Regions from separate parts of the Homo sapiens genome. Here region 1 is linked to region 2. Evidence: chromatin loops called from intact Hi-C (ENCODE). Cell type or tissue: PC-3. All regions are shown on one strand. Links, peaks and the distances in the headings refer to the core of each region. The heading gives the core; the rest is flanking DNA. Region 1 overlaps L3MBTL4 (L3MBTL histone methyl-lysine binding protein 4). Region 2 overlaps MIR3976HG (MIR3976 host gene).

What was found. Hi-C counts contacts between places; a loop is a spot of excess contacts. Peaks named below come from ENCODE experiments on the same cell type or tissue, not always from the same donor. Only the 100,000 strongest peaks of a DNase experiment are listed, where the experiment ranks them.
Region 1: it touches region 2 in a loop (4-fold over the local background); 1 of 110 quality-filtered maps calls a loop at or near these places.

The regions. Positions count from the first base shown.
Region 1 is chr18:6,350,419-6,354,817 of GRCh38, forward strand. All of the region lies in intron 1 of L3MBTL4 (L3MBTL histone methyl-lysine binding protein 4), which reads right to left. Among named protein-coding and RNA genes, the nearest start is that of MIR4317, 22 kb to the right of the region's middle. In PC-3, for the core only: no CTCF peak of the experiment used is centred there; no DNase peak of the experiment used is centred there; H3K27ac peaks cover 733 bases.
Region 2 is chr18:5,897,972-5,902,370 of GRCh38, forward strand. All of the region lies in intron 9 of MIR3976HG (MIR3976 host gene), which reads left to right. The region is part of intron 1 of LOC121725015 (a long non-coding RNA gene); the gene reads left to right. Among named protein-coding and RNA genes, the nearest start is that of TMEM200C, 4.6 kb to the left of the region's middle. RefSeq lists an enhancer at 2,023-3,222. In PC-3, for the core only: no CTCF peak of the experiment used is centred there; a DNase peak (open chromatin) is centred at 2,480; H3K4me3 peaks cover 965 bases; H3K27ac peaks cover 1,217 bases.

The DNA of each region.
Region 1 (4,399 bases), core at 92-4,091, 450 kb after region 2:
GTTGAAAAATGGGCAAAGAACTTGAACAGACATTTCTCCAAAGAGGATATTCTAATAGCCAATAATCATGAAAAAATACAAATCAAAACCACAATGAGATACCACTTTACACATAGGATGGCTAATATAAAAAAGAAAAAAAAAAACGGAAAACAAAAAGTGTTGATAAAGATGTGGAGAAGTGAATACCCTGTGCATTGCAAGTGGGAATGTAAAATGGTACAGCCACTATAGAAAACGGTATGGTGGTTCCTAAAATAATAAAGCATAGAGTTACCATATGACATAGCAATTTCACTTCTAGGTATAAACTGAAAAGAAGTGAAAGCAGGGACCCAAACAGAAATTAGTGCACCAATGTAAATGGCAACATTATTCACAATAGCCAAAGAGTAGAAACAACCTACATGTCCATTATGGATGAATCGATAAAGAAAATGTAGTATAAACATACAATGGAATATTATTCAGCCTTAAAAAATGAAATTCTAGGCCAGGCACAGTGGCTCATGCCTGAAATCCCAGCACTTTGGGAGGCTAAAGCGGACAGATCACCTGAGGTCAGGAGTTCAAGACCAGCCTAGCCAACATGGTGAAACCCCATCTCTCCTAAAAATATTTTTAAAAATTAGCCAAGTGTGGTGGCACGCACCTGTAATCCCAGCTACTCAAGAGGCTGAGGCAGAAGAATCACTTGAACGAGGGAGGCGGAGGTTGCAGTGAGCCAAAATCACGCCACTGCACTCCAGCCTGGGAGATGCAGCGAGACTCCATCTCGAAAAAAGCGCATACTACAACATAAATGAATCTTGAAAACATTATGCTAAGCAAAATAAGCCAGATACTAAAGAACAAATATTGTATTATTCCACTTATATGAGGTACCTAGAATTGTCAAATTCATAAAGACGGAAAGTAGAATGGTAGCTACCAGGGTCTGGGGGAGAAGGCAATGGGGATTGATTGTTTACTGAATACAGAATTGCAGTTTGGGATGACAAAAAAGTTCTGGAGGTGGATGGTAGTGGTGGCTGCACAACAATGTGAATGTGCTTAATGCCACTGAGTGATCACTGAAAATGGTTAAGTAAATTTTGTATTATGTATATTATACCGCAATTTTTAAATGTGGATTTTTTATTTTTTTTTTTGAGATGGAGTCTCGCTCTGTCGCCCAGGCTGGAGTGCAGTGGCGTGATCTCGGCTCACTGCAAGCTCCGCCTCCCGGGTTCACGCCATTCTCCTGCCTCAGCCTCCCGAGTAGCTGGGACCACAGGCGCCTGCCACCACCCCCGGCTAATTTTTTGTATTTTTAGTAGAGACGGGGTTTCACCATGTTAGCCAGGATGGTCTCAATCTCCTGACCTCGTGATCCGCCCGCCTCAGCCTCCCAAAGTGCTGGGATTACAGGCGTGAGCAACCGCGCCCAGCCTAAATGTTGATTTTTTTAAGAGACAGGGTCTCAATATGTTGCCCATGCTGGTCTCAAACTCCTGGCCTCAAGCAATCCTCCTGCCTCAGCCCCACAAAGTGCTGGGATGACAGGCATGAGCCACCACTCAAGTCAAAAGTTGATTTCTTTATAAAAAGTTTATTGTGCTTATATTATTTTCTGGGTATTATACTAATAGCTGCTACTATAAGTGAATTTCCCCCTGCCAAGAAGGAAAGACAGGTGGGTTTAAATTTTTTTGCTTCTCTCCCTTCTCACTGCTAGTAATTACTCAAAATGTGGTCACTCTCAGCATTCTCTGCCAAATCTTTTAAAATCTGGAGCACCTAGCCACTTAAAAGACACAACCAAAGATCCCAACACATCATGATCATTTCACCTCAAAGTAATTACCTCCTCTTCTACAAACCCAATCTCCTCATCTTTATGAGCTGAATCTTTTGGCTGAGTTTAGATCTATAAATTAATGCATTCACTTAGAACAGTCCATTCCACAGAAGGCTCTCAATAAATTATAAATATTTACCTTTAGTCATTCAAAATTTATTGAGAGCCTATTATGATAAAAGGAGATGGTAAATATTCTCATGGTAGCTAAGAAAACTTCCATATCACATGCTCTATCTTCTGATCTAGAGGAAAAATAAAAAGTGGTTGATGAGATTACTATGAACTTTATTGTGACTATTTGTCACTGCCAGGTACTTAACATCTAGATCATTCCCCACATTATGAGTCCTGCCTTCTCCAAGGCAGAGGCCAGAAAATCTTGCAACCACACTACCCTGAAGGTAGGATACAGACAGTGACCTTGTTTCTGCCAGGAAAATGCAAAGGGATGCTATATCATGACCATACAATTTATCTATTTCTTAGCTGTCTTTCCTATGTGCTGAGAACCTTAAAGAAAAAAAAAGGAAATCTAGTTGGTAGCCTCAAAAGTGGAAGAAACTGAAAAGAGACATTTTTCAGGAACTTTAAATGGTCAAAAATATTTTCCTTCTATTTTTATCCTAAATTGTTCTTCAAACCATTTGAAAGAATAAATATCATACAGTTTATATAAATTCTTATTTTAAAAGACAAATACCTCCCGTAACCTTTTAAAATAAACTAAATGAACAAAATTATAGTTTTTCAATAAATTAAACTAAACATATGTAAATTATAACTTACCACAAGTAAATGCAACCTAGTGCAGTGTTTCTTTAAAAAGGCACATTCTGTTTCATAAGCTTTCCACATATTTTGTCTCTATTAAATACACACTTGAAAAACTATGGTGGAAAATATAATGGCTTTCTGCCATTGACACACTCACAGTATGATACAAATCAACGCAACTCACAGTTCATACAGTTCATGAGGTAGCTCTAAAACCAAAACTTTCAAGAGACCATGATGAAAGCAAAAAAAAAAAAAAATGCTTATTTGCTGCTCATCACTTATATAATATTCTACTCATCAATTTCAATAAGCATCCTTACTACAGAATTTTGAATTTATGCATGATAAGGCAAGAATTCTGTGGACACTGGTTAAGCAGATGTAATTAAATAAAAATATCAGTGATATGTTTTTAAAATGAATTCTGTCAGGAACACACTCAGCAAGTTTCTTAAAAGATTTTTACTATCTTTGTTTGGAGATATGATCTTATATTTGGAAAAACCTAAAGACTCCACAAAAAAATCTATTAGAAATGATAAATTGAGTAAAGTTGCAGGATACTAAATCAACCTACAAAAATCAGTAGCATTTCTATATGCCAACAGTGAACAATCTGAAAGAGAATTTTTTTAAAATCCCTTTTACAATAGGTAGAAATAAAATTAAATACCTAGGAATTAACCAAAGAAGTGAAAGATCTCTATAATGAAAATTATAAAACACTGATGAAAGAAATTGAAGAGGATACCAAAAAATGGAAAGATATTCCATTTTTTTACTGGAAAAATCAATATTGTTAAAATGTCCATACTACCCAAAGCAATCTACAGATGCAATGCAATCTCTTTCAAAAATACCACTGACATTATTCACAGAAATAGAAAAAAGAATCCTAAAATTTATATGGAAGCACAAAAGACCCAGAATAGACAAAGACAACCTAAACAAAAAGAACAAACCTGAAGGAATCATGTTACCTGACTGCAAATTATACTACAGAGCTACAGTAACCAAAATAGCAAGGGACTGGCTCTGAAAAAGACACATAGACCAATGGAGTAGAATACAGAACCCAGAAACAAATCCACATACCTACAGTGAACTTGTTTTCAACAAAGGTCCCAAGAACACACACTGGGGAAAAGACAGTCTCTTCAATAAATGGTGTTGGGAAAAGTGGATATCCATATGCAGAAGAATGAAACTAGACCCCTATCTGTCACCACATACAAAAATCACATGAAAACAAATTAAAGATTTAAATCTAAGGCCTAAAACTATGAAACTACTATGAGAAAACATCAGCGAAACTCTCTACATTGGTCTGGGCAAAAATGTCTTGACTAATATCCCACAAGCACAGGCAACCAAAGCAAAATGGACAAATGGGATCACATCAAGTTAAAAAGCTTCTACAGAGCAAAGGAAACAAACAACAAAGTGAAGAGACAACCCACAGAATGGGAGAGAATATTTGCAAACTTCCCAGCTGACAAGGAACTAATAACCAGAATAAATAAGGAGCTCAAGCAACTCAATAAGAAAAAATCTAATAATCCAATTTAAAAATGCATAAAAGATTTAAATAGACATTTCTCAAAAGAAGACATACAAATGGCAAATGGGCATATGAAAAGGAAGTCAACACCACTGATCATCAGAGAAATGTAAATCAAAACTAGAATGAGATATCATCTCATCTAAGTTAAAATGGCTTTTATCCAAAAGATGAGCAATAACAAACACTGGTGAGGATGTGGAGAAAAGGGAACCCTC
Region 2 (4,399 bases), core at 244-4,243:
TAGCAGGGAACATAATGAAGGCCCTGGGAAAGTAAGAGAAGAGGATGAAGATTAGCTTAGTTTAGTTGGATTAAATTCTGACCTGCAACCTTTCATTTGCTCTATCTTAAAAAAAAATCCTTATATAATTTATTCAGTCTCATAATTTATTCACAACTCATTTACTTCCTGGATCATTTCACCAACCTAGCCTGGTGTGCTTGACTCGCCTGCCTGTGCTCCCAGGGCTGCGTAGGGGAAGACAGCGTCATGGGCACACACAGGACCTTCTTGGTCTCCAGGAGTGTGCCAGAGAAGGGAAGTCTGCTTATACCAACAGCTCAGCACCTCCTGCCTCTGCACACACCTTTCTCTCACAGATAGTGCAGGCTGCAGAAATAAGTAGTTTAGTGTTGTGAGTTCTGGAGCCAGTTTATCTCCTCCACTAACTAAATTACTTAATCTTGTCTGCCTCAATTTCCCCATCTGTAATGGGGATAATGACACTGATACCTTATTCATAGCATTGTAGTAAAGATTAAAAGAGTGTAGTCAGTGTAGGCTAATGCTTAGCACGTAGTAAGCACTCATTAAACTTAGCTATCACCTTATTGGTCCTAACATCTCCCAGCTTGATACCCTCACTCTCCTGTTCCATTCATATTTTCTGGGATCCACATGGAACTGTATCTGTACTTATTATCTCTGAAGTAGGCTTACAGGATCAGCTGCTGTGATTGAACTACCCCTACCCAGATGACATAGGTCCAATGCCACTCCAGAAAGCTTGCTCCATATGAGAATGAAAACACTTTTCTCCATTGCAACTTTGCTCATTTTGCAATTAACCGGGACCCTTTAATTTCAATTTGCTCAATAACTCAGATTTCAAACTCATGACACACTGTAGTCAAATTAGAAATTTGCAAAAACACAACCAAGAGACATTCTTCAGACCAGAAGTTGGAAGATTTCATAGAAAGGACCTTCAAACCTTGGTATGACATCTCTATATAAGAAGACAGAAACGGTCAACCCCAGATCAAAAACAGGATACAAAATAACTCCTTCTCTTCATTCCTTCCTTACCCTTTTCATACCTCTGCCAATAAAAAACAAAATGACAAAAAAGCATGACAAAATAAAACAATAAGCATACAACTAGAGTCACTAGATTTAGCAAATAAAACTATTGCGTGGGATATACTTCCACTAAAAAACTCTTTGTTGTTTACCTAAAATTCGGATTTAACTAGGCATCCTATATGTTATTTGCAGCCCCACCACAGTGTACCTGATAGCCTCTCAATTTTCTCATGGAACATGCAAAGGACAAAAGAGCCCGATAAGACAGAAAACATGAAATGCAACATTAAATTTATTTTAGAAGAGAATAAGCAGAAAAAAAAAAAACAAGCAAAGCCTGGATGGAACAACAGAACTTCAAAGCCTGAGGATAGTGTTTCCAAGCTGGGCTGGGCTTAGCCTTGGGGTTTCTCATAGTTAGAGGTTGCATGGTTTGTGTTTCTAGCCCTTTCCTATGGAACACTGCCATGCTAGAGGGACAGGCAGTTGCTCCTGCATGCAGTCCCCAGGGTCCCACAAATGAACTTCTGAAGAGATAGAGCTCAACTCACTTTCAAGAACTTCAGCTTTGAAACCAAGGATAAACTCATGCTAGTGTCAAGATCAAGATCAAGCTCATTTCTTGTATTTCTGAGAGGAATCAAAGAAGTTCAAGCCCAAACACTTCCACCACAGAAACAGTGGAAAAAAGAAATGGTGCAAGATCTAAAGAGCCTTCCTTAGAACACATCAGGCAGATTCTGCTGCCTCCGTTCCAGGTCAATAGCATGTAGCAATGACAGCTTCTATCTCTGTCTTCAGCCCCATTCATTTGTCTTTCTCAGTGACAGACCTATCAGGGGTGGTGTCTCTAATAAGTGGGGTTCATTTTTATACATTCAGTTTTCCCCAATAGCCTGAATTTTCTACCATTTTTCATGTACACCATCAAAGCTGGATTCTGTGCGATTCTTACGAAATAATTGAGGTCTGAGATGAGAAACTAGAGTTTGTTGGCAGGCCTGAAAGCAGATCAAAGCTGAGCCTGGAAAAAACTTTGCAGGGAGGGCTCCATCAATGGAGCAGCCAAGATGAGACCCACAGCTGAATGTGCCCTGTGTTCCCAAAACATATCCTAAATGTCCACACTAATGTCATTCATATCATTTTGTATAATCTACAAGCGCATGGAGAGATGACTTGTCCTACTGAGAGCTAATTGCTCACATGTCTGATCTGCTTTCAAAATTAATTGTGATATGAGCTGCTGTGTATACACCGCAGGAAAAAGGATACACACAGATAAAGAACTAGTTTTCAAACGTAAAGAAAGAAACCCAAGAATTCCAAGTAGCAATTCCTGGATTGCTACTTGGGTGGCAGAGCTCTGATTCATCCAGTAAGGATTTTCTTAAGCACCTCTGTGTACCCCACCCTATGATTCTTGCATCATTCACTCAACAAATATTTACTGAGTGTCTATTGTGTTATCGTTATCGTTCTAGGCAGTAGGGATAAAGTAGTGGTGATCTGTGCAAACACAGTCACTCTCAGTGGTGGGAGTTTGAGATAAAAAACAAGTAAATAAACAAGTGAGAAAATTTCAAATCTTGGTGAGCGGTACGAAGAAATTAAAAGAGGTTGCTGTGACTGGTCACACGGGCAGCAAGAGAGAACAATTTAGATTGGGAATTCAGGGAAGGCTTCTCCAAGAAGTGTCATTCCACTGAGAACTGAAAGCTGAAAAGGAGTCGATCACTTGAAAGTATTCCTGGGGAAAAAATAATAAAGGACACGGTGTTATTATCATATAATCTAATTAGATTCATCAGTACACCTTAGGCAAAAAAGAAGAAAAAGATCATTGAGGGAGACAATTAGTTAGGGAATACTTCATGAGTCTGGATCCCCCCCGGCTTGACCTGGCATGGATTTGGGTGAGTGGAGGAAAGGGATAGGGTGGGGCATAACTTCTTTGATTGGTGTACAGGGCCACACAAGGTGGCAGGGAAGACATGATGGCCTAGGTAGCAGGCAGCTAAGTGTGCCATTGACAGAGATGGTAAGAAACGTAGAGTGGGAAGGGGCCTTAAGGTACTTAATGCTCAAATTATAATCCAAGAACCAGCAGCATCAGTGCCACCTGGGAGGTGGTTAGCAGTATAGAATCTTGGGGTCCATTGCAAACCTGATGATTCCAAATCTTCATTTTCACAAGATGCTCAGGTGATTTGCATGCATGTTAAACCTCAAGAACCACTGCTGTATTCCAATTTTCTCATTTTAGGGATAGGGTAACAGAATTTAAATGATCCCCATCTTTACCATCCTAGGCTTGTGGAGGGTGTGTGTGTGTGTAAGAAAGAGAATATTTTGCTTTTAAATATGTATTTCAAATAGTGAACCTGGAGGTCTGTGACACCTGTGGCTAAATGTATGTTTCTTACGTAGGGCAGCAGCATGTTTTTTTTAGCTAGAGTAGAAGAGGAAAGTTAAAATTTGGTGGCTTTTTCAGATCTATGCATCTGTTTAGGAAACAGACTTGGTGAATTTGGGGCCTTAATTCAGCTTTCCGGGAGATCGAATTTACTTTGGGATTACTCTTTGGATTTAGACCATTTGTACCCGAGTAATTAAGCCCCTTCCAGTCATATGACCTTGAGCAGGTCACTTAAGTCTCTGCATATAGTTGTATTGTCTACGAGGGTGACTTGTAACTCTTTTTCAGGGTAGTTGTGAGGAAGAAATGAGATCATCAGTGGCAGTGGCAGCATCAGTTATTTGTGGAGAAGGGGAAGTCTGGTCCTGCCTCATCTCCACTGTCCCTCCAGGGCCCCACCAAGTGAATAGATGGAAGAAAAAGATGAGTACTGGCTAGGTATATATCACTGTCCCTAAGCCTATTCCATACAGAAATCATGGAGCTGCCACTACAGATGTTGCTTGGGGTATGGGCGATGAGGCCTGTAAAGTATTATTTAGACGTTAATGGTGGTGTGATGATGATGGTGAATAGTTACAGAGTGGCCATTCCCTATTGGGCACTGTGCTGGGTACTGGAGATGCAGTCAAGGTCAAGTGCTACCTATGAAGTTTGGGTCAGATCTGAAAGATACACGATGGTTCCCCAGAATGCTTTGTAGTTCTGAATGAGTCCCAGCCAGGCGGCAGTGGCTTCCTGGTCTCCACTCTCTCACCTCCTTATCTTCTGAGCCTCACCCTCCGAGAGCAATTGTGTTTTGCAATAGGCTTAGGTTTCCTTAAATCTCAGACCCATGCCATTGGAGCATCCTGTGAGTCCCACCATTTAGGAATCAGGGGCGGCCTCTAGTATCTCCACAGTGTTTGGAAATCT